3 separate regions of the Mus musculus genome follow, and regions 2 and 3 are each linked to region 1. A link is a loop called in an ENCODE intact Hi-C map of the cell type or tissue named here. Cell type or tissue: left cerebral cortex. All regions are shown on one strand. Region 1 holds the start of Nek8 (NIMA (never in mitosis gene a)-related expressed kinase 8). Region 2 holds the start of Flot2 (flotillin 2). Region 3 overlaps Myo18a (myosin XVIIIA).

Evidence for each region. Hi-C counts contacts between places; a loop is a spot of excess contacts. Peaks named below come from ENCODE experiments on the same cell type or tissue, not always from the same donor. Only the 100,000 strongest peaks of a DNase experiment are listed, where the experiment ranks them.
Region 2: it touches region 1 in a loop (5-fold over the local background); 9 of 42 quality-filtered maps call a loop at or near these places.
Region 3: a loop joins it to region 1, with 2.4 times the contacts of the local background. A loop is called at or near these places in 12 of 42 quality-filtered maps.

What each region holds. Positions count from the first base shown.
Region 1 is chr11:78,173,266-78,181,265 of GRCm38, reverse strand. Nek8 (NIMA (never in mitosis gene a)-related expressed kinase 8) reads left to right here and starts at 4,600. Exons shown (of 15, transcript NM_080849.3): 1 at 4,600-4,706. The coding sequence starts at 4,660. It overlaps Tlcd1 (TLC domain containing 1), which reads right to left and starts at 2,608. Exons shown (of 4, transcript NM_026708.2): 1 at 2,210-2,608; 2 at 1,814-1,896; 3 at 1,644-1,726; 4 at 446-1,319. The coding sequence starts at 2,403. The coding sequence ends at 936. It overlaps Rpl23a (ribosomal protein L23A), which reads left to right. Exons shown (of 5, transcript NM_207523.2): 4 at 43-112; 5 at 269-331. The coding sequence ends at 283. It overlaps Mir7653 (microRNA 7653), which reads right to left and starts at 2,439; the gene lies at 2,379-2,439. In left cerebral cortex, CTCF peaks have their summits at 3,268 (motif pointing right) and 5,349 (motif pointing left); DNase peaks (open chromatin) are centred at 2,854, 3,265, 4,629, 4,815 and 1 more place; H3K4me3 peaks cover 3,457 bases; H3K27ac peaks cover 1,247 bases.
Region 2 is chr11:78,033,197-78,041,196 of GRCm38, reverse strand. It overlaps Dhrs13 (dehydrogenase/reductase (SDR family) member 13), which reads right to left. Exons shown (of 5, transcript NM_183286.2): 3 at 7,061-7,184; 4 at 6,611-6,922; 5 at 3,333-4,335. The coding sequence ends at 3,887. It overlaps Flot2 (flotillin 2), which reads right to left and starts at 3,266. Exons shown (of 11, transcript NM_001040403.2): 1 at 3,085-3,266. The coding sequence starts at 3,133. In left cerebral cortex, CTCF peaks have their summits at 125 (motif pointing right), 3,235 and 5,792 (motif pointing right); DNase peaks (open chromatin) are centred at 150, 2,546, 2,774 and 3,270; H3K4me3 peaks cover 1,591 bases; H3K27ac peaks cover 1,028 bases.
Region 3 is chr11:77,824,115-77,832,114 of GRCm38, reverse strand. Myo18a (myosin XVIIIA) reads right to left here. Exons shown (of 41, transcript NM_001291213.1): 14 at 7,830-8,000; 15 at 6,932-7,012; 16 at 4,438-4,579; 17 at 4,165-4,324; 18 at 2,752-2,938; 19 at 2,252-2,495. Among named protein-coding and RNA genes, the nearest start is that of Gm36875, 13 kb to the left of the region's middle. In left cerebral cortex, CTCF peaks have their summits at 3,762 (motif pointing left), 4,711 (motif pointing left) and 6,086 (motif pointing left); DNase peaks (open chromatin) are centred at 1,026, 4,709, 6,069 and 7,697; H3K27ac peaks cover 1,771 bases.

The DNA.
Region 1 (8,000 bases):
GGGTTGTGAGCATCTAACTCTGAGGCTTCCTTCTCCACACAGGCCCGACGGAGAGAAGAAGGCGTATGTTCGCTTGGCTCCTGATTATGATGCCCTAGATGTTGCCAACAAGGTAAGCATAATCATTTCTCTGTTTAGATGCTGCATCAACAGCAAATCTGACTGCACTCTCTAACAAGCCCCGCCCTCCCTGTCCTGTCCTCCCAGCACACTTAACCTTAAGGAATTCAGCTCCAGTAACTCAGCTCCGTTTTGTTTTGTTTTTCAGATTGGGATCATCTAAACTGAGTCCAGATGGCTAATTCTAAATATATACTTTTTTCACCATAAATAATGCTGCTTGTCATTTGTCGCTTTCTAGTTGGGCTGGGGACAAGGCCATGCTGCGGGGTGGGTGCTGGGATCAAACCCAGGGCTTTCTCAGCTCTGAGCAATTAAGACTTGATTTGCTTAACCCAATGGGGACACATGATGATGCAGTCCCCATGCTAGCTCAGTACCAGGGTCATTTATTATAGACAGGTGTTGGTTCTCCTGGGACACTGCTCCATCACAGGCTCAAAGGACAAGCTTTACAAGAATTCCTTCCCTGCTACAGGCTGGTGTGAAACCAATACCAGGGTTTGGAAGAGCAGAGGGGTTATTTTAGAATTGTCAGCATCCATTTCAGGGCAGTATGGGTTGGCAGGCTTTTGGACAGTGTCTTGTCCTCACCCATTTAGCCATGCCCAACCGGTTGGTCTGCTTCCCTCAACCCTTGCCCAAGAACAGGACTTCAGAGAGCTTTCATTAGTGTTTTCAATAGTGTGGGTGTAAGCTTAAGGTGGAAAGGCTGGCCCCAGAATACACCCAAGCTTGGGGCAGAGTACTAGTTTATGTTACAGAGCAATTGGCTGTGCTTGCCATCCCTTTTACAAGTCCTGGGTTCTACTTTCTCACTCAGTCAAGAATTTGTCTTTTTGTTGGCGCCTGGGTGCACGTTCAGGGCAGAAATCAGAGCGGAGGAGGCGAGAAAAGTAGATGATTATCATCAAGTCCAGCATGAGCAGGATGGCCAACAAGAATGTGCCCAGGGTCCTCTGGCCAGCATACTGTAGGAAGAACTTGGTGAGGTAGGCCTGAGGGGCCAATCGGAAGAGGAAGTACATGACCAAGTTGATATACTTGTTGACCTTGTAGAGGAGGAGATCCTGAGCATTGTTTATCTTCATCATCATCCTTAAGGTGAGGAAGATGTTGCTGACCTCTACCAGTAGTGTTAAGACGCCACCACCAACAAATCTTTTCCAAAAGATACCAGAGAAGAAGGCGCCCATAGCCTAGGGGACAAGTGACAGAACAAGGGCCCATGAAAACAGGTCATATCAGTCGGAAGCTGAGGAACACCAACTTTACTGCTAAGGTTTCTTTATTCACTAGCGTTAGACTTTGTCCACGAGGGTCTAACTCTGTATGACATCCTGGTCTGTTTACCTAGATAGTAGATAGGCCTAGGCACTCTGCTGTCCCCAGAAGGTGTTTAAACATTGAGAGAGTCTTAGGCAACTTAGAAGTCAGACGCTGCTGGGTTAAGATGGCCTCCCTCCCTGGCTCCAGGGGTTGTGAAGATTTTGCCTGTGTCATTTCACCGGGTTCTCCCTTACCATGACATGATGAACAAGGTATTCCCAAGAAGCTCGAGTTTGCTTGCTAACCACAATGTCCACTGTGTCGTGGATAAAGTATCCTAGTGGAGAGGTAGGGAAAGAGGAAAAGACTGAACACTTTGAAATTATCTTCCAATCTAATCTTAACCTTCTTGGGCATAACCTACCTGCAGAGAAGCAAACAAGCAAATAGCCAGAAGCTGACCACGCTGTTTCAATCTCCACCAGCATTTCAGGGGTTTGCCATAAGCTGGAATAGAGAAAAGGGATGTTCTCGCGGTTGTAGCCTCCCGGAGGACCCTCGCCTCCCCCAACAGTCTTGCCAGTCCCAGGGTGCTCTGTGCGCCTACTATTGGCTGGTTGAAGAGTAAGGAGGGACTTGGCCAAAGCCCAGGTACCTTGGGTTTCCCACAGCCGTTCTTGGTTGGGTAGTTTTCCAAACGGAATCAGGTGAGATCCTTGGCGTCTGTTCACCCGTGATGGGAATAGCAAGAGGGAGCCCAGTCCGAGCACCCCGCGAAAGATCCCACGGCCATCTCATTTACCCCGGGTTGTTCACTCACCACAGCAGTGCCCAGATCCCTGATACAATGGAGTGGGTGAAAGAGACGAGTAGGTTGTGCCAACGCCAGGTGCGCAGGGGGTCGGTTTGCACGTGTGCAGGCTGGGGCAGGCGACAGAGCACGCGCCGGAGTGCCCGGAAGGTCAGCGTGGCGCCCAGGAGCAGCGGCCAGGCGGGGTGGAACAGTAGGGGCATGCTGACCCTTCCTGCCGTCTGTCTGTCCGCCCCTTAAGCCGTCTCCTCCGACAGTTCTGGGAACACCGTTCCTTCTCTGGCCAGCGCGCCACGATCGTTTCTGCCGCGGGCCGCCAGCCCCACAGTTTCGCGGAGCCCTCAAGGCCCCTTCGCTCCTCCCCGCGTTCCCAGTGAGGCCTCTGCCCGCCCCTGCCGCCCTCGCCCCCGCCCCGCCCCGCCGCCTGCCCCCGCCCCTCGGGCGCCTCTGCCGCGAGGAGGGCGCGAGGCCGGTGTCCCCCAGGGCCCCGCCCGGAATCGGCCGACTTCGAGCGCGAAGGGGCTGTCCTCGCCATCGTTGCCGAGGCACCCTGTCTGGCGCCTCCCGACATCCGAAGGCGTCCTCGGCCGCCCTCGTGCGTACGGCCCCACTAGCCCACTTCCCGACTTTCTCTGCCGCCACCAGCTCCTACACCCTGGGCAGGTTCTGCGAGAACGCTCCTCTCTCAACTCTTTCAGGGCAGAGCTGGGCGGGACCGTCGCACAGACCGGGCTGCTGAACGCTAAACCCGGGGGCTCAGGAGCGCCGCCTCAGACCACGGCTCCGCCCAGACTCGATTCCTCTCTTGGACCGGGATCGACGTGTTTACCTGCTTCTCCCGCGCCCCGCACGAGTGGTGCTTAGGAACTGTTGAGTCACCCACCATCACCACACTTCTCCCCATCGTTCTTGGGCTCCTGGAACACAGCGGTTGTCACAGTCCTCCCTCAGACAGTCCCAACCCTCTTCTGGCTCCTTGGAGGCTGGGGCGGGGAAGGCTGCCGATTTGCCCAGACAGCTGGGGTGACCCTCTCTCCAGGGCAGCGGCCTGGAGTAGATGCGGCTTCTGGCCACTAGGTGTCAGTCTGTCCTCACTGTGATGCGGGATCCAAGCCCGCCTCCACTCCAGAGAGTAAGGCAGTTGCTCTGCGGAGCGGGATCGGCAGACCAGGAGAAAAGGAGCAACCCAGAGGCGGTGCTGAATGAAGGGAGTGTGCCTTTGGGAGGTGGAAGTGGACAACGAGGGCAAAAAGTGGGGACTAGGAGAACGGTGTTTCAAGATGTTGAGGGGCAAAAGCCCAAGCTCAGACTCCCAGGCACCTATGCCTTTTGGGTATTTGCTGCCTTCCCTGATGGTTCCAGGGTTACACATTAACTCCCAGAGGTCCCCAGGGTCACTCAAGGCCCATTCGGTTACTAAGTGATAGCACGATGTAATGTTTTGTGTGAGCGTTTTACCCCAGCACTCCCTCTTTGCTTCCCCAGCCAACTCCGGCCTGAGCCAGTGACCACAGGTTCCCTCCACGTAGGCTAGTTTGGGGCGGGGCAGGGACAAAAAATAAACAACCCTTCTCTCGCCCACTGAGAAATAGGAACGTTGTTAGCTAAGGACCACCTCCTGAATACTGACATTTTATAACTCCCTTAGAGCTGCAGGCGTCATGAAGAAGTCAGGATTTCATTCATCCTGGTCGAAACCCTAGCAGCGATACCAACCAGCCCACTATTTCTGGACAGAAGCATAGAACCTTCTCTGGGTTTCCCCCTACCGCGACGCTATAAGTTTTGAGTAAAGCTCCGAGTCCCCCTACGGCAGCGTTTTGTGCGGATTCTGAGAAACCGAGAGCACTGTGCTCAGTAGTTGTTACAACCAAGAGACCACGTCATGTACTCTTCAGGTGAATCAGTTTGTCCAACTGGGGTTTTCCCGGTCCCTCCCTCGGCAAACACCAAATAACGCCGCTCCTCTCCCCACACAGACCGGCTCGGTTTTGGTGGTTTATACTTTACGTGCCAATCATGAGAATCCCTTTATCTTTCTGAGGTAGTGCCAACTCGTCCCGGACAGTGGGGACTGTATCGATCTTCGCATTCCACTCGCATTAGACCTCTGAAAGAACAATCTTGTTTTTTTGCCGGGCAACATAAGTGGGCGCCTTATCGCTCCAGTCTAACTACCTATGCCCAAGTCACGCGTGTGCGATGTGGCTGGTACGGTTCTGAGCACTGAGGGACTCGTCAAGAAACCCAGAACGACTATTCTCTGATCCCTCGTTGGGGAAACACGACTTAGCCTCTAGGTTGAGTTCAAAGTCAGAGAAAGACGCCGGACTCGACAGACGCCCCCGTTTCGCCGGCTCCGCCCTGCAAAAGTTTTACAGCAAGGAGGAGGAGCTCCCAGATGGGAGGGTCCGCGCACGCGCCGCACCGGGATTCCAGAAGCGTAACTGAGAAATGAGATGGAGAAGTACGAGCGGATCCGAGTGGTGGGAAGAGGTGCCTTCGGGTGAGCCAGGGCGCTGGGGAGGAAATGCTAAGGGAGAAATTAGGGCCCTAATTCTGACCAAGAAATCGTGGCCCTGTTGGCTCCGCCCCGAAGCCAGAGCACCACTATGGGATGCCCCGCCCAGGCATCCGGTCCTTAGGTTTAGGCGGGAGGCCCCGCCCACAGCCAAACCACGCCCTCCAGACCAGCCTGTGCCCTTGGAAGATAGTTTTTCCCTGTAGATTGGTTATTCTTTGCTTCAACTGATAATAAGCGTAAACTGCACAGGTCAGACTGCCCGGAGTTTACAGTTATGACCAAAACAGGCGAGGTACTTCCCCTTTACGAACATAGCCCATAGGTAGTTGATCCAAACAAACAAGATATTGTTAAAACAGTTAATGAAGTTTGAGCAGTTATCAACAGTAAGAGACCGTGCACCAGGTGGGGTGGTACACGCTTGTCATTTCAGTACTTGGGAGCAGATGTAGGAGCATTGCTGTGAATTCGAGGCCAACCTGGACTACATAGAGATTGTCTCCAAAAGAAAAGACAAGCAAGAGCTGAAGAGATGGTTAAGAGCACAGACTGCTCTCCAAAAGGTCCTGAGTTCAAATCTCAGCAACCACATGGTGGCTCACAACCATCTGTATAATGAGATCTGACGCCCTCTTCTGGTGTGTCTAAAAATAGCTACAATGTACTTAGATATAACAAATCTTTAAAAAAGAAAAGAAAAGCAGTTTTTTTTTTTTTTTTTTTTTTTTTTTTTTTTGGTTTTTCGAGACAGGGTTTCTCTGTATAGCCCTGGCTGTCCTGGAACTCACTCTGTAGACCAGGGTGGCCTCGAACTCAGAAATCCGCCTGCCTCTGCCTCCCGAGTGCTGGGATTAAAGGCGTGCGCCACCACGCCCGGCAGAAAAGCAGTTTTTATGGTATACTCTGGACAGGCCTGAACTACATAACTAGCTTAAAACCAGTCTAGGCAACTTAGTGCTACCCTTCTCAAATTTTAGAAAAAGAAAAGAGGGACTGAGGGTGAATATCAGTGGTAGAGCTCCTGCCTAGCGTACTTGGGTTTAATTTCTAAACCAAAAGGGAACTTAAGAAGTTCACCAAGGAAGGTAATATAGCCCACAGGAAGGTGATCCAACAAGCAAGACATTGTTAAAACAGTTAATGAAGTTTGAGCAGTTATCAACAGCAGGAACTTAAGGAGTCCAGATGAGGTGGAAGGTCAAGACTTGAAGAACTGAGCCTGGCTTGGTGGCACACACCTTTAATTCCAGCACTTGTGAGGCAGAGGCAGGCAAAAGTCTGAGTTTGAGGCCCGCCTGGTCTACAGAGCAAGTTCCAGGACAGCCAGGACTACACTGAGAAACTCTTGTTTTGACAAAACAACATCAGCAACATCAAAGCCAAACCAAAAGATCTGAAGAAATGAGGGCCAGGTAGAGTCCTTCTGGTAGATGAAGTAGCATTTGCAAAGACCCTCACATGGGAAAAATGTTATAGCAGTCAAGAAACTGAGAAAAAGACTCCTGTAGTTGGAATGTGGTGAGCAAGGTAAGGAATGTGGTTGTCATGGAGGGTGGGGACCAGATTATGATCTTGTAAACCAGAGAAAGAGGTTGAGTTGATTTAAAGTATAAAGGCGAGAGGGTTTTGTTCTTGTTTGTGCTAGCTATTGAATTCACGGTATCACAGAGCTACGCCACAAACCAGGGAAGAATTTGAAAGCTGAATGCGATATGGTGGTCCATGCCTGGAATCTCAGCAGGAATGGTGGAGGTAGAAGCTGGTGGATAGGGAGTTTAAGGTCTTTAGCTAAATGTGTATGCTTCAGAGCAAGTTCAAGGTCAGCCTGGCCTCTGTGAGAGTGACCCTGAAAACAAACAAAGCAAGGGAGTGAACTAACCTGACCCCTGTGTTTGAAGGACATTCTCAGGTTGGGGTGCAGCAATAGAGGGCCCTGGATTGGAGTGCCAGCTCAGACAAGGAAACAAAGCTGGGTGCCATTGTGGCTGCTATGTAGGGGTTAGATTTGGTGAAGGCAGAGAAGGACCATTTTAGAAGGCTCGGGGAGATTGTTAAAGCTTTATTTTTGTGCCCACTGGTGCTTTACTTAAATGTATGTCAGATTGAGAGTGTCAGAAGCCCTGGAACTGGAGTTACAGACAGTTGTGAGCCGTCACGTTGGTGCTGGGAATTGAGCCTAGAAGAGCAGCCAGTGCTCTAACCACTGAACCATGTCTCCAGCCCCCAGGGGATATTTTTAAAGTAAGATATTCTTGACATTGCCAGAGGCGACTAAATTATTGATAGCGCTGAAGTTTGAGGTCTTTGCACAGGCCTGTACTCAGAAAAGAATTTCAGAAGCCTGGACTCTCAGCTCTCAGAAAGCTGGGGTTAGGGAATTTAAGGCCAACCTGGGAACACTGAGTTTTCAAGGTTATCCCATGCTGTGTAGTGACACTCTATTTCAAAATCTTGAAACCAGGAGCTGGAAAGATGGTTCGGTGGTTAAAGCACTTGTTCTTGAAGGAGACAGAGTTCTATTCCAAGGATCCACACACACAGCAGTTCCAGGGGATTCAGTACCCTCCTCTGGCTTCCGTGGGCACAAACGTGTATGCAGGCCAAACATTTATGCATATAAAATAAATATTTTTAAAAGCTAAAACCCAAAACAAAGCAAACTGTTTATGAATGCATTGTACAGATTTATATATGAAGAAGGCATTTTTTTAAATGTGACCTAGTTTTACATAGGTCACAAGGAGGGTAAAATTCCCCCCCCCTTTTTGAATTATTTATTTGTTTAATTTATTTTATGAGTACACTATCACTGTCTTCAGACCCCAGAAAAGGCCATGAGATCCCATTACAGATGGTTGTGAGCCACCATGTGGTTGTTGGGAATTGAACTCAGGATCTCTGGAAGAGCAGTCGGTGCCCTTAACCACTGAGTCATCTCTCCAGCCCCAGTTTTCCCTTTTTAAAACATTTGTTTTTATTTTATGTGTCTGTGGAGGTCAGAAGAGAATGTTGGAGCCTCTGAAACTGGATCTGCCATGTGGGTGTGGGGAATCAAACCCAGGTCCTCTGGAAGAGCAGCCAGTGCTCTTAGCTACTGAGCCATCTCTCCAGGCCAAGATTTATATTTATTATTTTAATTTTGTATGTGAGTGAATGCCACTGTTGGAGGCCAGGAAAGGTCATGAGATCCTTTGAAGCTGGAGTTACAGGTGGTTTTGAGCCTGCTGAATTGGATGCAGAGCCATCTCTCCAGACCGTTTTGTTCTCGAGACAGGG
Region 2 (8,000 bases), 140 kb after region 1:
CACCTGCCTCTGGAATTAAAGGCGTGTACAACCACTACCCAGCATTTAAAATGTTTATTTTATTTATGTATGAGTGTTTGGTTGCAAGTATACCTGCATGCCAGAAGAGGGCATCAGATCTGATTACAAATGGTTGTGAGCCACCATGTGGTTGCTGGGAATTGAAATCAAGACCTCTGGAAGAGCAGACAGTGCTCTTAACCACCGAGCAATCTCTCCATCTCCCTAAAATATCTTTAAGGTGGGAAAATAATTTTGTGTTTTTGAGACAAGGTCTCATGTTGACCATCTGTCTTCCAATTCTCTAAGCAGATGAAACTGACATTGAACTTCTGACTCTCCTGCTCCCTTCCCCTCAACCAAGTGCTGGGAGTGGAGACATGTTCCGGCCTTGTGCACACCAATACTCTACCAATTAAACTCCATTCCCAGTCCTAACGTGAAATTCCTGAAAGTAGAAAGAGAGAATAATTTTGTGTTACAGAATGGAGGAGGGAGGCCGGACAACAGCAAATGAATTAACAGCCTTCTCTGGAAACAGGGCTGAGTGCCTCTGGATGAACTGCAGGTCCAAGGGACACAGAGACCAGTGTGGGCAGCTGCTCTGCTCTGTTCTCCTGGGAATCTATTCAGCTGAGGAAACTGCACCTCACCACGTACCTCACCACATCTCAAACGCCATGGTGCTATTACGTTAGGCACTATTTCTCCCCACCCCTCACATCCTAACATCCTGTGCTCATGGACTCTTAGCACAATCACCTCTCTCCAACCCCGCCCTCCCCCACCCCAACAGCTTCCAATCCAGCTCTGCATTGCCTCTGGAGACAGGTACAGAGCCACCCATCCCAGGGCTGCCTCTCACCCTGTAGTTGCCAGCCTTTCCACAGGGCAGAACTTAAGCTTTGGTCTCCTCAGCCCAGAGTCTGGGCTTCCTGAAACAAAAGAGGAGAAAGTGCTGCCCAAATTCTGATTTGTTTTATCTTTGAGATTTTCTTTTTATTTTATTCTGTGTGGCTTTTTGCCTGCAGGTATGTCTGAGCACCACATGCACAAGGAATCGAGAAGAGGGTGTGTGTGCCCCGGGACTGGTGTTACCTGCCATGTCGGTGCTGGAAATTGAAGGACGGTCCTCTCCAAGAGCAATGAGTGGTTTTGTTTTTTGTTTTTGTTTTTTTTTTTGACAGGGTTCTCTGTATAGCCCTGGCTGTCCTGGAACTCACTTTGTAGACTAGGCTGGTCTTGAACTCAGAAATCCGCCTGCCTCTGCCTCCCGAGAGCTGGGATTAAAGGCATGAGCCACCACACCCGGCTGCAGTGAGTGCTCTTAATGGTGCCATTTCTCCAGCCCCAGACTTTAATTTAGTTATTAAAATTTTTTTTTTCGGACAGGGTGTATATACATAGCCCTGGCTGTCCTGGAACTCTCAAAGACCTGTCTGACTCTGCCTTCCTTGTGCAGGAATTAAAGGCATGCGCAGCCACACCCAGAGGAAAAAAGTAATGTTTATTGTATGTGTTTGTGTGTGTGTGTGTGTGTGTGTGTACATGTGTGTACAGGCTTCTTGAATTAGTTTGTTCCTTTCCTCCAACGTATGAGCCCTGGGGATTCCATCCTCAGGTCATCAGGCTTGGTGTCAGTCTCCTTTGTCTACTGAGCCTTCTGCTTAGCCCCAGATTCTGGTGTCTAATACCCTCCTATGCCCGAGGAGTGTGGCATACTGCCTGACTGGCATCAGGTGAGTCCCCAGGGTTTGATTCCTAGCACCATAAGCACACTCACACAGAATCAACAAGCTGGGTGTGGTGACTGAATGCCTGTAATCGCATCATCGGGGGGTACCAAGTCAAACCTCTCTTTCAAAACAAACACAGAGGTTGTTCAACAGTTAAGGGCACATATTCATTTCCTAGTGCCCACGTCAAATGGCTCACAACCATCTGTAACTCCAGCTCCAAGATATTTCAACACCTGTGAGGCCTTTTCAGGTACCTGTACTCACCTGTGCATGTCCAGACAGATAGGCAGACAAGGCACTGACACACGCACACATACAACTTAAAAAAAATTTAACCTAAAAAGATAAACCTCAAACAAACAAACAAACAAACAAACAAAAACACTAAGCCTCCCCACCCCCCAACAAAACAAACTGGAAATTCAAGCCTACTCAAACCATTATGTGGCTCCAAAAGCCATCTTTAGGTATGGATGAGGAGGGAGACAAGACTGGGCTTTAGGATGCCAAAAGTTAGCCTCTGTGCTTTTCCTTCTGACTCCAGCCAAGACTCCTGGTCTTCAACAAGATCATATGTCTCTCGCTTTAGTAGGGTCCTGGTTACAGACTGTGAGGATGTCTCAGGAAAGGGATTGATTTTGAAATCCAAACAACAACGCTGAGAGCTATGTTTGGGGCCCAGTGGATTTATTATATCTCCCCAAGAATGGCATCTATAAGCCTTGGCTCGGGGCTTCTACCTCCCCTTTTGGCAGCCAGCCTTGTGAATTCTGCACACAGGCTGAAAATCAGTGCTGATGCTGGGAAGAGGTTACAGTTGCGAGCTTGCATGCAACAGGGTCCTTGGTGCCTTGAGCTACCTCCTATGACATTCCAAATACACCACCTAAAAGAAATATCAGCTATAAGGCTTCCTACGCTACCGTCCCCCCAAAGCCCCATCTGGTCAAATCTAGAGCTTGCTGCATTTTGTAATCTAGAGCGGTACAGGCCACAGCCGGGTTACCCAACTGTAGAGGCCGCACCCGCGTTTGCAGGGCGGGTGATGGCAGTAATTCCTGGCAAGCCCTAGCCTGCTCGGAATTAACGGGTCTGCCTCACCCGGAAAAGAGGGACCCGTGCCTCAGGCCCCTCCCGGACAGGCACCTGCCTTCCAGAGCTGCGAGTCCCAGCACTGGAACCCACAAACCTTAGAAACCCCTAAACCCACCATGGAGCAGAGGAAGGGTCAGCGCCTGAGGCCGTGCTGTGGGAGGGAGGACCGCTCTCCGGAGGGCTGGCTCAGGTGCGTCCGAGGGACCCGCACCCCACGCCGGCCCTTTCCCACCCCTCGCCTTCTCCTCACCTGAGACCACCAGCGCCTCGTTGGGGCCCACCGTGTGGCAGTTGCCCATGGCGCCGTTGGCAGGCCAGCAGGCCTTGGGTCCGCAGCGACCGGGAGGGCTGTGGCGGGTCCGCAGCGCCGGCCGCGCCCAGCCTATCCCGCCTCCCCCAGCCCCGCCCGCCTGCGCCCCTCTGCGGCCGCGGCCCCGCCGGAAGTGTAGCGGCGGAGGGCGGGGCCGGCATGTGGAAAGAGGCGGGAGCCAGAGCATCCACAGTCAGCTCGCTTTATTCCAGGGGGTTTGGCCCTGTAGCACCTTTGGGGCACCTCAGTTGTATCACAGTTACTACTGCGTCACCTCGGGCACCGGCCCTAGGGCAGACTCCCGGGCTCAAAACCCCAGTTCCTGCCCTGACTTAGTCCTTTCCCAATTCCGCCTCCATAAAAATGGGGGTAAATTCACTACCTAGCTAGAAAGTTGCCAAGGGCTGAATTCAGTCAGTAATTAATGTTTAACATCTGCAGTGCATCAACCACAAAGTCTCCGGCCCTTTCCCTGGGCAGATCACTACTCAGGGAAGGGCTCAGAAATCTGAAAATCAAATTCCAGAGCAACACAGTATCTCATATATCATCCCTGAATCTGGGGTTACAGTGTCTCTTAGGAAGTAGTATTCATTTCCTTTCACAAGGAAAAGGGCTGTTCAGGACATGACAAGAGGTTCCGAGGTAAATGTGGCAACCCTTCAGTGCCCAGGCACACAACTGAGATTTTTGAGGGATCCCACTGGGCTACAAAAGCATTCTATCCCGGGGGTTAGGAAAGTTAGGGTGTAGGTTCATCCTTCACCTGAATTCTTCGCTGTGTCAATTTGGATAAGTCTTGCGAGCCCTGATAGCTATGAGAAGGTCCAGAAACTGTGGTTTTCTCAGGGCTGGGGGCGCTCTGAGAAGATGGGGCCCTGGGATCCTCAGGTTCCGGCTCTTCATCAGGGTCATCATCATCGTCTCCAGGTGCAAGCCCTGCCAACTTCTTGGTAGCTTTCCATAGCCTTTGAGCAGCCTGGTCATCTCTAGCAGCTGGGGAGACCTCCTCCACGTGGCAGTTGGCAAAATATCTCCCGCTGAGGGGCTCAATGCCCTCCTGCAGAGCGCAGTACAGGGGTGTCTGGGCACCCCCTTGAGGTGCCCGGAGCACCAGCCAAGCCAGTGGGCGCAAAATAGGACGCAGCCATCCAGGAAGATGACGCAGGAAGAGCTCCGAGTTCACAGGTCCTGTGGGCAGGAAGAAAGAGGATTTGTGGAGGAAGGCAATGGGGGCCCAGGCATCAGGCAGGGAAAAAAACCAGCTAGGATCAGACGGTAGAATCTGCTTCCAGGGAAAGTGTCTACCAGGTATTCAGGGGCCCCACAAGGTGATTTAACCCATTTCCTACAGAAAGCCTTCCTACCAGCCTAACGGCCTGTATAGTCCCATCTCCTAGGCTGTGCTTATGTGTGTTCTATGTTCTTTGCTGTTTAATCGCTATTGTCCCCGCTTTTGGTGCTAGTGACTTGAACCCAGGGCTGTGTACCTGCTGTCTAGTACTCTATCAACTGAGCTACATCCCTGGTCCTTTCCTTTCTTTCTGAGAAAGAGTCTCACGCCTCTGTAAATTCAGTCTAACCTCGAACTGGCAGCAATACACCTGCCTCAGCTTCCCACTGGGGGTACCACAGTGCCTAATTCATACCAGCTTTTCATCTATCTTGAGCCCCATTCCTTTGTTTAGCCATCATTTTTAAGAACCTATAGTATATCAGCCACCGTTTTTTTTTTTTAACACTGGGGATCTGTAATTGTAACAAGAGCTTAATAAAGGTTAATAGCATTATTATCAGTGCGATTACAAAGAAGCCCCAAACAACGGTTTTCTAAGATGTTAGTACGATGATCTAGGCGAGCCCTGTCTATTGTAGCCTATTGTCTAAGGACAAAGATGATTCACCAGCCCATGTCTCCTCCTCCTCCGTTCTAGGCACACCAGCCTCCTGCAGCACATTAGCAACACCTGCCTCTGTGCTCCTTATTCAAGTTCTGAGCTTCAAAGATCCCTTTATCTCTTTCAGATCTGTGTTCAATTCTAACCAAGTGTCTTCCTTGACAGCCACTGACAAAATAAAAACGTTACATCTGAGAAGGTCCCTCTTTTCCTGTTTATCTTTCCCTAGTGTCTCTCTCCGGATGTTATCGCCACTTGTCATGGGATATGAGGGCGAGGTCCTTGGTGTTTGCTTTGTCTTCTCTCAGAGAGACGGGGTCTTACAGACCAAGGCGGCCTCACTACTTTTGTCCCAGCACATAAATCATGCCTACTGTATAGTAGGTTCCATAAAGAAAGGGATCCTTGACTGGATGGCACCGTACTTATCATCACCACCGCCCTGACTTGTCTTTTCAGTGGTGTTGGGGACCAAACCCAATCTTAGCTTGGTGTGGTGGCTTATATGGGAAATCTAAATATGAGGCAAGAAGTTTGGGGTGAATTTGAGGCTTGACTGAGCTACCCAGAATTCCAGAAAACTGTCTCAACCACCCCCCTCCCCCATCAAAACTAAAACAAAAAACAGAACAAAATAAAATGCCAACAAACAGCTAGAACAACCAGATGGCTCAGTGGTTAAGAGTACTCGCTGCTCTTGTAGAGGACCTGGGTTTTTGGTTTTAAAGATTTTATTTATTTTTTTATTCATATGAGTGCACTGTAGCTATTTTCAAACACACCAGAAGAGGGCATCAGACCCCATTACAGATGGTTGTGAGCCACCATGTGGCTACTGGGAACTGAACTCAGGACCTCTGGAAGAGCAGTCAGTGCTCTTAACCGCTGAGCCATCTCTCCAGCCCCTAGGTTGGTTCTTAGCACCCACATGGAAGGAAGGTCACAACCATCCGTAACACCAGTGCTAGGAGAATCTTACGTCTGTGGGCACTGCCACCACTACAGTATATAGCCATGCAGAGAAAACTAACACATACACATACACACACACACACACACACACACACACACTAAACTAAGCCAGGAATGATGTTCCATACCTTTGATCCCAGCACTCTGGAGACAGAAGCAGGCAGGTCTTTGGATGTTTGAGGCCAGCCTTGCCTACAAAGCAAACTCCAGGCCAGCTTAGTCTACACAGTGAGATCCTGTCTCAAAACCAAATCAACCAAACAACCAACCAACCAAACATCCTAAACCAAAGAGCAGAAGCTCAGGGTTTGGCCTATACTAGGACATGTGTTCTACCTATCAGCTGCAGCCGCAGCCCTCTATATTATCATCAGGATCTTGTTTTATCCCCAAGCCAGTGGTCAGCATCCAAGCGTGAAGGTGAGCAAGGAAGAAAACAGATGAGAAGAAAGTCTGCTCCCAAGATCAGCAAGGAACAGGTTTCCCTTTGACCATGTTTCCATTCTGTGACTCAATAGGAGACTGGGGGTATGGAGGCACATAGTAACATACAAAGATGCTAGAGAAGTAAGGAAGAGCCGTCAGTCAGGCCTCACCTGGGTGGGCCGCATAGCAGGTAACACCAGTGCCCTCAAGCTGGGTGGCAAGCTCCCGGGCAAACAGCACGTTGGCTAGTTTGCTGTCAGCGTACGCCCGAAGCTCCTGCTGCCAGCCCACCACTGGGCAGTCCAGACGTGTGAAGTCGAGACGACCACGTCGGTGGGCAGCCGATGACACTATTACCACACGGCTGGGGGCACATGACCTCAGGCGGGGTAGCAACAAGTGCGTCAGCAGAAAAGGGCCAACATGGTTCACTCGCAACAGCAGGTTAAAGGTTTCCCGAGTCCGGCCACAGGAGCTGATCCCTAGAGCAGAAGCTAGGCATGAGGTGCTGTCATAGGTGTCCCACAGGTCTTAGAATCCCCACTTGTGAGATGTGTCTGCTGGAGGGTCTGCCTCTCCAGGCTCCCCGCCGCCCTCCCACAGGGCCTGCTACTCCTCACCTGCATTGTGGATGAGGACGTCCAGCCTTGGCTCAGAGCTTAAGAAGGCTGTGGCAAAGGCCTGCACGGAGGCCAGACTGGCCAAGTCCAAGGCCATGAAGATGACCTCATTGTTTCCACTTTCCTGTGGAGCAGCAAGGGCTAGGATTGTTACTGGGTATCTCCCTTCTCCTCCCTCTTTCCAGGCTTCTGAGAGTCTACCCACCTATGACTAAAACCTGCCTCTATGCATCAGCGTGTAATGGGTGTGTGGATTCAAATCTTGACTTTGCCCCTAACTAGAGTGTGACTTCAGACGTGATACTGAATATCTTTTGGGCCTCTGTTCTCTTACTGAAAAATGAGAGGATAGTAATAATATTAACAGCAATAATAATACTTTCTACTGGAAAAAAAAGCTGGGAGAGTTAAATCAGATAAAATACATGTATGTCTGGTGTGGTGGCACACATTGGTTATCCTAGCTACCCTTTTGTCACCAGTTCAAGGCCTGCCTGAGCTAGAGTTAATATATATTAAATACCCAGTCAGCAGCGTGCAGGTATTTGCCATTAACATCCCTTGTTTTTATTATCATTTACCATAAAAATCAATTACAGCCTTTCACCTGTTGTAGACAGCATCTTGCTACGTAGCTCAGACTGCCTTGGAACTCATGATCTCCCTTCCTCAGCCTCTTCAGGGCTGGAATTACAGGTGTGCACCAGCATGTCCTGCTGTAACAAACTTTTCCTAAGAGACTGTGGTCTTCTCTTACACACCTTTTTAAAAAAAATTTATTTTATTTGTTTGCTTGTTTATTTTGAGACAGAGTCTTAGGATGTAGCCCAAGCTGGTCTTCAACTCACAGAAATCTACCTGTCTCTGCCTCTCAAGTGCTAGGATTAAAGGTATGTGACCCTCTCACTCCTGTCCTCTGCAGTCTAGACACCGCACAGTT
Region 3 (8,000 bases), 350 kb after region 1:
ATATGTGTAAGGCAAAACTTATTTTGTTATTTTAGTTTACAGGGAAGTCCTGGGGCAGGTATTGTATCAATTACTCATTGTATTCAGCTTCCCCTTAGACTGAATTTGGAGAAAGTTACCCTACTTCTCTCTCTCTCTCTCTCTCTCTCTCTCTCTCTGTGTGTGTGTGTCAAAGTCACATGGTTGTAAGGAGTTGGGTCTGGATCCCAGGCTAGCCCCCACATTTTTTCAACTACAATCTGATGTCCTACTGTTTTTTCTTACTAAGGTTGCAAGGCTTTGCTCAGTCTCTATTATCACAGAGTCCTGAACTTGGAAGGGTATAAAGTGCCCTAGAGAGGCCACCCAGACCTCCCAGCCATCCCCAGATCAGCTGCCCTCTGCCATCTTCATTTGAAGGGCTTCCTGAGTGGGGGCTCCCTTCTCTATCATGAGCTAAAGTCACACTCCAGGCCCTTCTTCACCTTGAAACAGGGCCTTGGACCTTATTCCATACAGCAGACACAGAGACCAAAATATGTAGTAAGCGCAGTTTAGCGTGTAAACACTCAGTGAAATGGGACCTCCCTGTCTCTTGTCTCCTGAAGAAGGATTATGGAAGGGCTCCCTCCCTGCCCCACTTTGACCTTGAATTTAAAGCTAAAATGACAAAAACAAGAACCAAAAAAAAAAAAAAAAAATCCCTGAAATTCTCTTTCCCAAAAGAGTGTCTGGTCTGGAAGTGAAGTGAAGGGTGAGATGGCTCCTGGCTTAGACCAAGGTCAGGAGACAGGCTAGCAGGAGTAGACTCCAGTTATGCTGATTTCACCGGGCCCATGGTAGTAGGCCGAAAGGTCCACTCCCCAGGTTACAGAGCCTCGAGCCAGAAAGGGATCCCAGAAGGATCTGCTTCAGCTGTCAGCCTAGGAAACTGAGGCCTGAGGTTGGAGCCACTGGGTTGCCCAAGGTCACCAAGGCTGCTGCTGGAGGCAGTAGTGGTGTCCACACCTGGGCTGCTGACAGCCAGCTGGGGGCTTGCTCTGGCCAGCCAGCTCTGGGAAAGCCTCCAACTGGGAGAGAAGGCTGATGCATGTGCCTGATAATTGGAACAGGAGGCGGGGGCCGCTGAGGGGCCGAGACAAAGTGAGCTATTGATTGTATCTGAATTGCAATTAAATTGATGGGCCAGGATAGCAGGTCTGGACGCCTGGCATCTTAATTAATCATCAGCGCTATCGATAGTGGCTGGGGGCTGGGGGGAGGGGGTGGCCGCTGCCGCTGGTCTCATCGATCTGCTTGTTTGAGTAAAGCACATTGATTTCGGTTCAGAGCGGTAACAATCTGGTTTTGAAATAATAAACACCAACTCCATATCAAGACGTGGGGACAGGTCGATGATTTATTTAGAATGGGGTAGGGAGCCTGTTTCCTGGCTCTCACTGCTGAGGAAAAATGAGGGTGCTTGTGGGGATACCTCCAGGGACCTGTCTGTGGGTGGGTGGGGCCCGGCCTGAGCTTCTCGGTGATGGGAGGAAACAAAGAGCAGAAACCTGGCAATTCCTAATTTCTCTGCAAGAGGCCGGACAAGCAAACCTGTCTGGCTGGAACCCAGCTCTGCCACTGGGTGACCCTGGGCATGCTCCTTAGCCTCTCTGAGGCTTGCCTCCTCACTTAGGGATGATAGTAGTCACTGTTTCACGAGGCTGCTGTGAATTACTGTGTGAAAGAGCTGGGATGAGCACCTGACAAGCCATGAATACTGTACAGATGGCAACTGCTACCGCCATCCTTGTCCCCTCCCCCTGGAGCTGGGTCCATTAAAAGGGTCTTTCTGACCTTTCTTGGGAATTTTATGTACTTCCAAGAGATTTAGCACCCGCTTCCCCTTGGGCAGGTGGAGCTGAAAAGGCACTGAGTCTTCTTATCTGATGCTACGGGCAGAGCTGACCTGCCCACACCAGGGATGATGGGCAAGAGGAACAGAGAGAGCAAATGATAGGGCATTAGGGCTGGAGTGTACACGCCTGTGCGTGTGTGTGTGTGTGTGTGTGTGTGTGTGTGTGTGTGTAGGACTAGAATGAACAAGGGAGAGAAGGAAGAGGAGAATCCCACAGTAGAAAGTCATAAAGCAACAGGTTGGGCTGGGAATAGAAGAAGGCCCTTCAGAAGGAAGGGACCTCAAGCCAGTCCCTAGACAGGACAGCATCAGGGCAGGAAGGGGCCAGCTGTGGGAAAGAGCTCCTGGGCTTGGTTGGGAGGGAAGATGTCTCACCTTGGCGGTACATGCGCATCGCATCAAGCAGGCGGGATCCCCGGAGCTGGGCTCGGAGCAGGGACACATCCAGTTGTAGCAGCCCAGCCTCACAGGGGTCTCCCGGGGGCAGGTCCAGCTCACTGCTGCTGCTGACTCTGCGGGAAGAGGCAGACCGGGGCTCCCCAGGCCAGCCCTCGGCCACAGGAAGGAAGCAGTGCACGAAATGCATCTTGGACCTCTTGATGGTATCAATGAGGGCATCCTGCCAAAGGGAAAGGGACGCCTTCAGTGCTCCGATGTCTGGTACCTCCACTCCTCATATGAGAGCAGCTGGTCTGCCACCTGCTAGGACATTGTTAAGCCCAGACACCCCTGCCCTCCTCAGGCCTGGCTGGCCAGACACAGCCACCCTACTAGCAGTGATCGAGGCCAGTGGATCTGAGTGGGCTCCCATGCCGTTAGTGTGCTGAGTGCCCACACTGCCAGAGGAAGGGACCTGGGACCTGCTGAACACTTACTACTTGCAGCTTAATCTGTATGCACAGCGACTTCTTCTTGACAGCGGCCATGCCGGTGGTGAAGGTTTTCCTCATGCTGGTTGCCCGGCGCAAGGCCAGCTGGGAGCCACCTTCCAGGCCTGCAATCGAGCCTGAGAGCACCGTGGCACTGCCCGCCCGGCCCAGAAACAGGTTACTGATGATCTTTCTGCAGGAGGCAAGGCCAGAAAAGGAGTTGCAACGTGGGGCAACAGAGGCTGCACTCCACCCCCTACACACACACACACACACACACACACACACACACACACACACAAAACCAATACGGCTGTGGTCAGAGGCTTGAGCCATCTTTACTGGGGCAGTATGTCTCATATTCTACAGGGAAACCAGAAGGAGAGACAACTCAAGACAGGCAGAGGCCGTACAAGGGAGAGGGCAGTGGGAGAATCCGCTCCTTCCTCGCCGGTGAGGGGAGATGTTTCTAATGTACAGTTCAGCACGCCATAATTAGTCTGTGTACTGCATCTCTTGGTCAGTACCTCTCTCGTGTAGGGCAGGGATGTGTGTTCTCTTCACTGATAACTACCTGGTACCTACAAGTCCTGCCTGCAGAGGGAGAATCTATGATGTAAATGAGTAAATAACAGGGCTTATGTGATTTCTGGGTTTTAACTGCTCCTATTTGTTTGTTGTTTTGTTTATTTGTTTTTGTTTTGTTTTGTTTTGTTTTTCAAAACAGGTTTTCTCTGTACAGCCTTGGTAATCCTGGAAGTTACTTTGTAGACCAGGCTGACCTCAGATTCACAGAGATCCATCTGCCTCTGCTTCCTGAGTGCTGGGGTTAAAGGAAGGTTCCACCACCACCCATGGATTTCTGGGTTTTAAAATAATTTTTTTGTTTCTGAATTTTGTTGAGAGGTCTGCAAAGATAGCTTACCAGCTCAAAGTGCTGACTGCTCTTGCAGAGGACCCATGGCAAGTGGCTCACTTACCATCGTAACTCTCATGCCAGGGCATCTGACGCCCTCTTCTGGCCTCTTATGGGCACTGCACACATGTACTGCTCCTCTCCCCTCATATACACATAATATAAAAAAATAAAATCTTCTAAAAATGCAGCCAAGGATGACCGTGAACTTCTGACACCCCTGCTACTCATTTCTGAGCGTTTAGGCTATGGGTGTGTGCTACTGAGTTTGCTGACCGTGTGTGTTTTCTCTGAAGAGTGAGGGAACCATCCACACTGAAAACTATCGGCACTTCTAACCATGCCTCCCATCTCTATTCCTGTGTCCTCAAGCCCTTGTGACCTTGACTGTTGTCTCAGGGGCCAGAGGCTTATCTGCCTTGCTATCGATGGGACTGTGACATATCACCAGAGGAAGGGAGCCCAGAGAACAGTTGTAGGGTCGGGACATGAGGTGGCCTTACTTCTGGGAGTCCTGCAGAAGCCGGGGTGCATTCTGGGTGGCTGGGTTCTGCTTGGTGTAATTCAGCCAGCCAGCCACGTTGTACTCCACCCAGTTGGTACCGTGGCTGTGGCCCAGGAGAAAGTGCCGAGGTTTGCTACTTCGCAGAAGAGGACTCTGGCCTGAGGGCACATGAAGCAAAGTTCTGACTGTCAGGACCCAGACGCCGATGTACAGGTAGAGAGTCCACCCGGCTTTTCCAAAGCAGAAGGGCTGTCCTCCAGGCACTACCTACCTTTTTTGTCACCCTCCTGGGGGCCATAATAGGAGAAAAGACGATCAAGGAGGGCATCCTCTGTCGCACCAGGCACCAGTGCCTCCTCTTCCAGGAGCCACAGTAGCCCTCTTGCCTCATCGGCATGGGCCAGTGAGCGAACCTATGTTCAAGGGAAAAGATCCGGCTTAGCTGTGTGGAGCTGTGCAAAAGGAGCCGTCCCCTCCCAACCACACGCTATTAACAGGTGCTTGAATCTGAACGGTGTGGTGCTGGTTGCTCACTGCTGCCACCTTGTGGATGAGATGGGCATACATGGAACAAGAGCTGAGATAGAATGCTAAGAATCCACCATAAAAGACTGATGGGACTCGGGGTCCAAAGGGACCCAAGACTGAAGCTCCTTCTGATGTGCATTCATACTTAGAACTTCTCCTCAATCCTTATCCCCTCAGAAGGCACGGGAGCAAGGTCAGCCCCCATACTGCCCTCACTCCCTGGAGGATTCAGTGTGATGAAGTCTGTAAGTCTGTGCACAGCCAAGGCTCAAAGGAGGCTTTTCTCTGCTTATTTATTTTGAAATAGGGTCTAACTTTGTGGACCAGGGTGGCTTCAAACCCACAGAGATCGATGTGACTCTGCCTCCAGAGTGTTGGGATTAAAGGCATGTGCCACCACACCCAGCTTCAAAGAAGGCTCTTCATAAATGATGGCTGTCATGTTAACATTGGTCCCCGTGGGGAGAACCCAGAGAGTGCCCAGATCTCTGCTGGCCACAAACACAAGGACTAAACCCCCGAGGCAGGTGACTCTTTAGAGGCAGTGGTCAACAGAGGCAGAGTGGGTAAAAGCAGGATGTGTCCCTACCTGAAGGGAATGACGGCCATTCAAGCCGACTACTGTCCTGGAAGAGCCTGCATGTAGTGAGTGTTGGCAAATATTCTCATTCTCTCTCATTCTTCCTCTCTCTCATTCTCTCTCTCCCCATCCCCCCACTCAGGTGTGCACATGTGTGCACATGTGTGTAGAGCAGAAGCTAATGCCAGGTATCTTCCTTCCTCAAGGTGTCTCCATCTTACATACTGAGACAGGGTTCCTTGCCTTAACTTATCAGTTTGGCTAGTCTAGCTAGCCAGCTTCTCTGGGGATCTCCTGTCTCTGTCTCCTGGGTGAATTCCAATTTTCACAGCAAGAGCTTTGCCAAATGAGCTACTCGCCTGGCCTCTAAGCCTCTGGTTTTTTCAAGAGAGGCTGGAATTCGTTCTACTACCCCATGGAGACCAAGGAAACCAAGCCTGCGGCCACATCTGGCCTAAGGTGCCCTTCCTGTGCCTCTGTCTCTGGATTATCTCCCTTGTCTTCCTTAGGCAGGAAGAACTGCCCACACCGCATTCTTGCTTGGCTTTTAGGGCCTGGCAGACAAGAAAAATAAGACAATTGATCTCTTTGATCTACTGCCTGTATCTTTTTCCCCATAGAAGGGAGTAGGGTATGAGTCCCAGAAGGCCAAGGGCCAGTGGGTGGGGATGGTATTCTAGTAGCTGGAGAAGAATAGCAGGACGGAGTGATGTGATATGTGGCACTGGAGATCCCTCCCCAGAACCAGCAGAGACCTTGGGAGGCTGCCTGATTTACAGCCTGACACACGTCTGCCCCCTGCTGCTCAGGAGACGCCAGGACAACTTCCTCACATCTGAAGATGTCAAAGGCTCTCCAGGGAGGCCACCACAGGAGCCCAGGTGTTAGGAATAGAAACTCTGTCTTCCCTGGAGAGTTTCCTGGCACTCTAAGCATTTGTCCCCACGCCTGTGCTAGCCCAGCAGGGACCACCGCAGGCAAACAGGGAGACCAAGAGCTCTGCTGCCCAGCAAAAATAGCACTCTCCAAAAAAAAATGTATAGGCTGCAGATTCTGGAATTGGTGACAATCACCAAACGCCAAGTCCTCGTTAGGCCAGCCACTGCCCCAGGCAACAAGATATCCAAGATAAAGGATGACAGCTTGTTCCCCACGGCTGTGGAGTGAGGACTCACATACTTATCTTTGCCCCTACACTGTTTCCCTGTTTGAGGGTGCTGCTGCCTCCTCGAAGGCCCTGGGAGACTGCATCTGCCTTCCTCTTGTGACGATGGAGGGAAGGATTATAGCCTCTCAATTTGGAGTCTCACCCCACACCCTCAACCCACAGCAGCAGACATTAGGGTTTGTGGCAAGTACACTGAAGGCTCAGAAAGGCTTAGGACAGGGTCTGAGCCTCAGGTAGCAAGAGAAGAGGGGCATTTTTTTGTCTGGCTGGGACTCTGGGTTATGGTTCCCCATTCTGCCAGGCAGGAGAGCGTGCCACCCTCACAGGCAGACGGGGTACCTGCAGTGATGCCGTGAATGCTATATGGGTGTGATCCTTCCTCAGGCCACAGCAGCAGCCCCCGCAGCAGCTCTGCCAGAGGGAGGGCTCTACCAGAGACCAGCGAGTGGAAAGAGTCTAGGCTAGCCTATGCTTCCCTAACATTCCTACCAGGTGGGAAGCCTGGTCCACAGCAGCCACGGAGTCATCTGCAACTGGCTCCAAGTCATCAAACGCCAGTTCTATGTTATCCTAGGAAAGAAGGCACAACGGTAATGCACAAGGGACCACAGAGTATACAGGAGTGGGCTGTGCAGCCACAGGAGCGGACTGGGCAGGGCCTCTAGGGTCAGCAAATGCAATGCCTCATCTCCATGCAGCCCCCCACCCCAAACTATCTCAAAGGACAAACTGTTCATCACCTCCCACTCTCAGGATTCTTTGACAGCTAAGATCCCCCCCATTCTCTTTTCATACTAAACCGCAGTCATGCTCGGCTGTTATGTGAACCAGTTGATTAGGCAATGCCGAATAAGCCCTCTCTCCATTTCACCCAATCATCCTCAGAACCCACGCAGACAAAGCCACACCCCTCCCTCTGGGGTCTTCTCTTATCCAAGACAAATATCATTTTCCGCAGGAGGAAGAAATCTCAGATCTCACCCCATCCCAGGGAGCTCTTCAGAGGGTCTCAATAGCTAGCCACACCCAAGTCTTAGGCTGTAAGAAATACGGGATCTGGGAGAAGAGGCGCCCAGGCCCACTGTGAGGCAGAAACTGCACTGTGGCAGTTCACAGACTGAAAAGTGGGTCATGGAGAGCCACCAAGAAGACCTGCCTGGGATTTTGAATACGCCTTCAGCTTCCTAGAGCACAGAGGATTTGCAAAGAAAGGACACAGCTAAGGGCCAGGATGGTTCTCCATCCATAAAACAGGGAGGGCAGAAATGAGGGGGTTGGACGGAGAACTGGGAGACAGTGATGCGCATGTGCAGAGGCCCTGGCCAGGATCCTGGGCCAGAGGAGAGGTGGAGTGGGGCTCTGGCAGGGCCCTGGTGGCACTACCTACCTCCTTGTATCTCTCCAACTCCTGGAGGAAGGTGCGCTCGTGGAACAGCCTCTGCAGCCTGTCCTGGGCATAGTTGTGGCACAGCTCCTCGAAGGAGGCTCCACGGGCCGAGCCGCCCCATTCAGGGTTCTGGAAGCCTGGTGTGTCCACGATCATCATGGAACAGAGTGA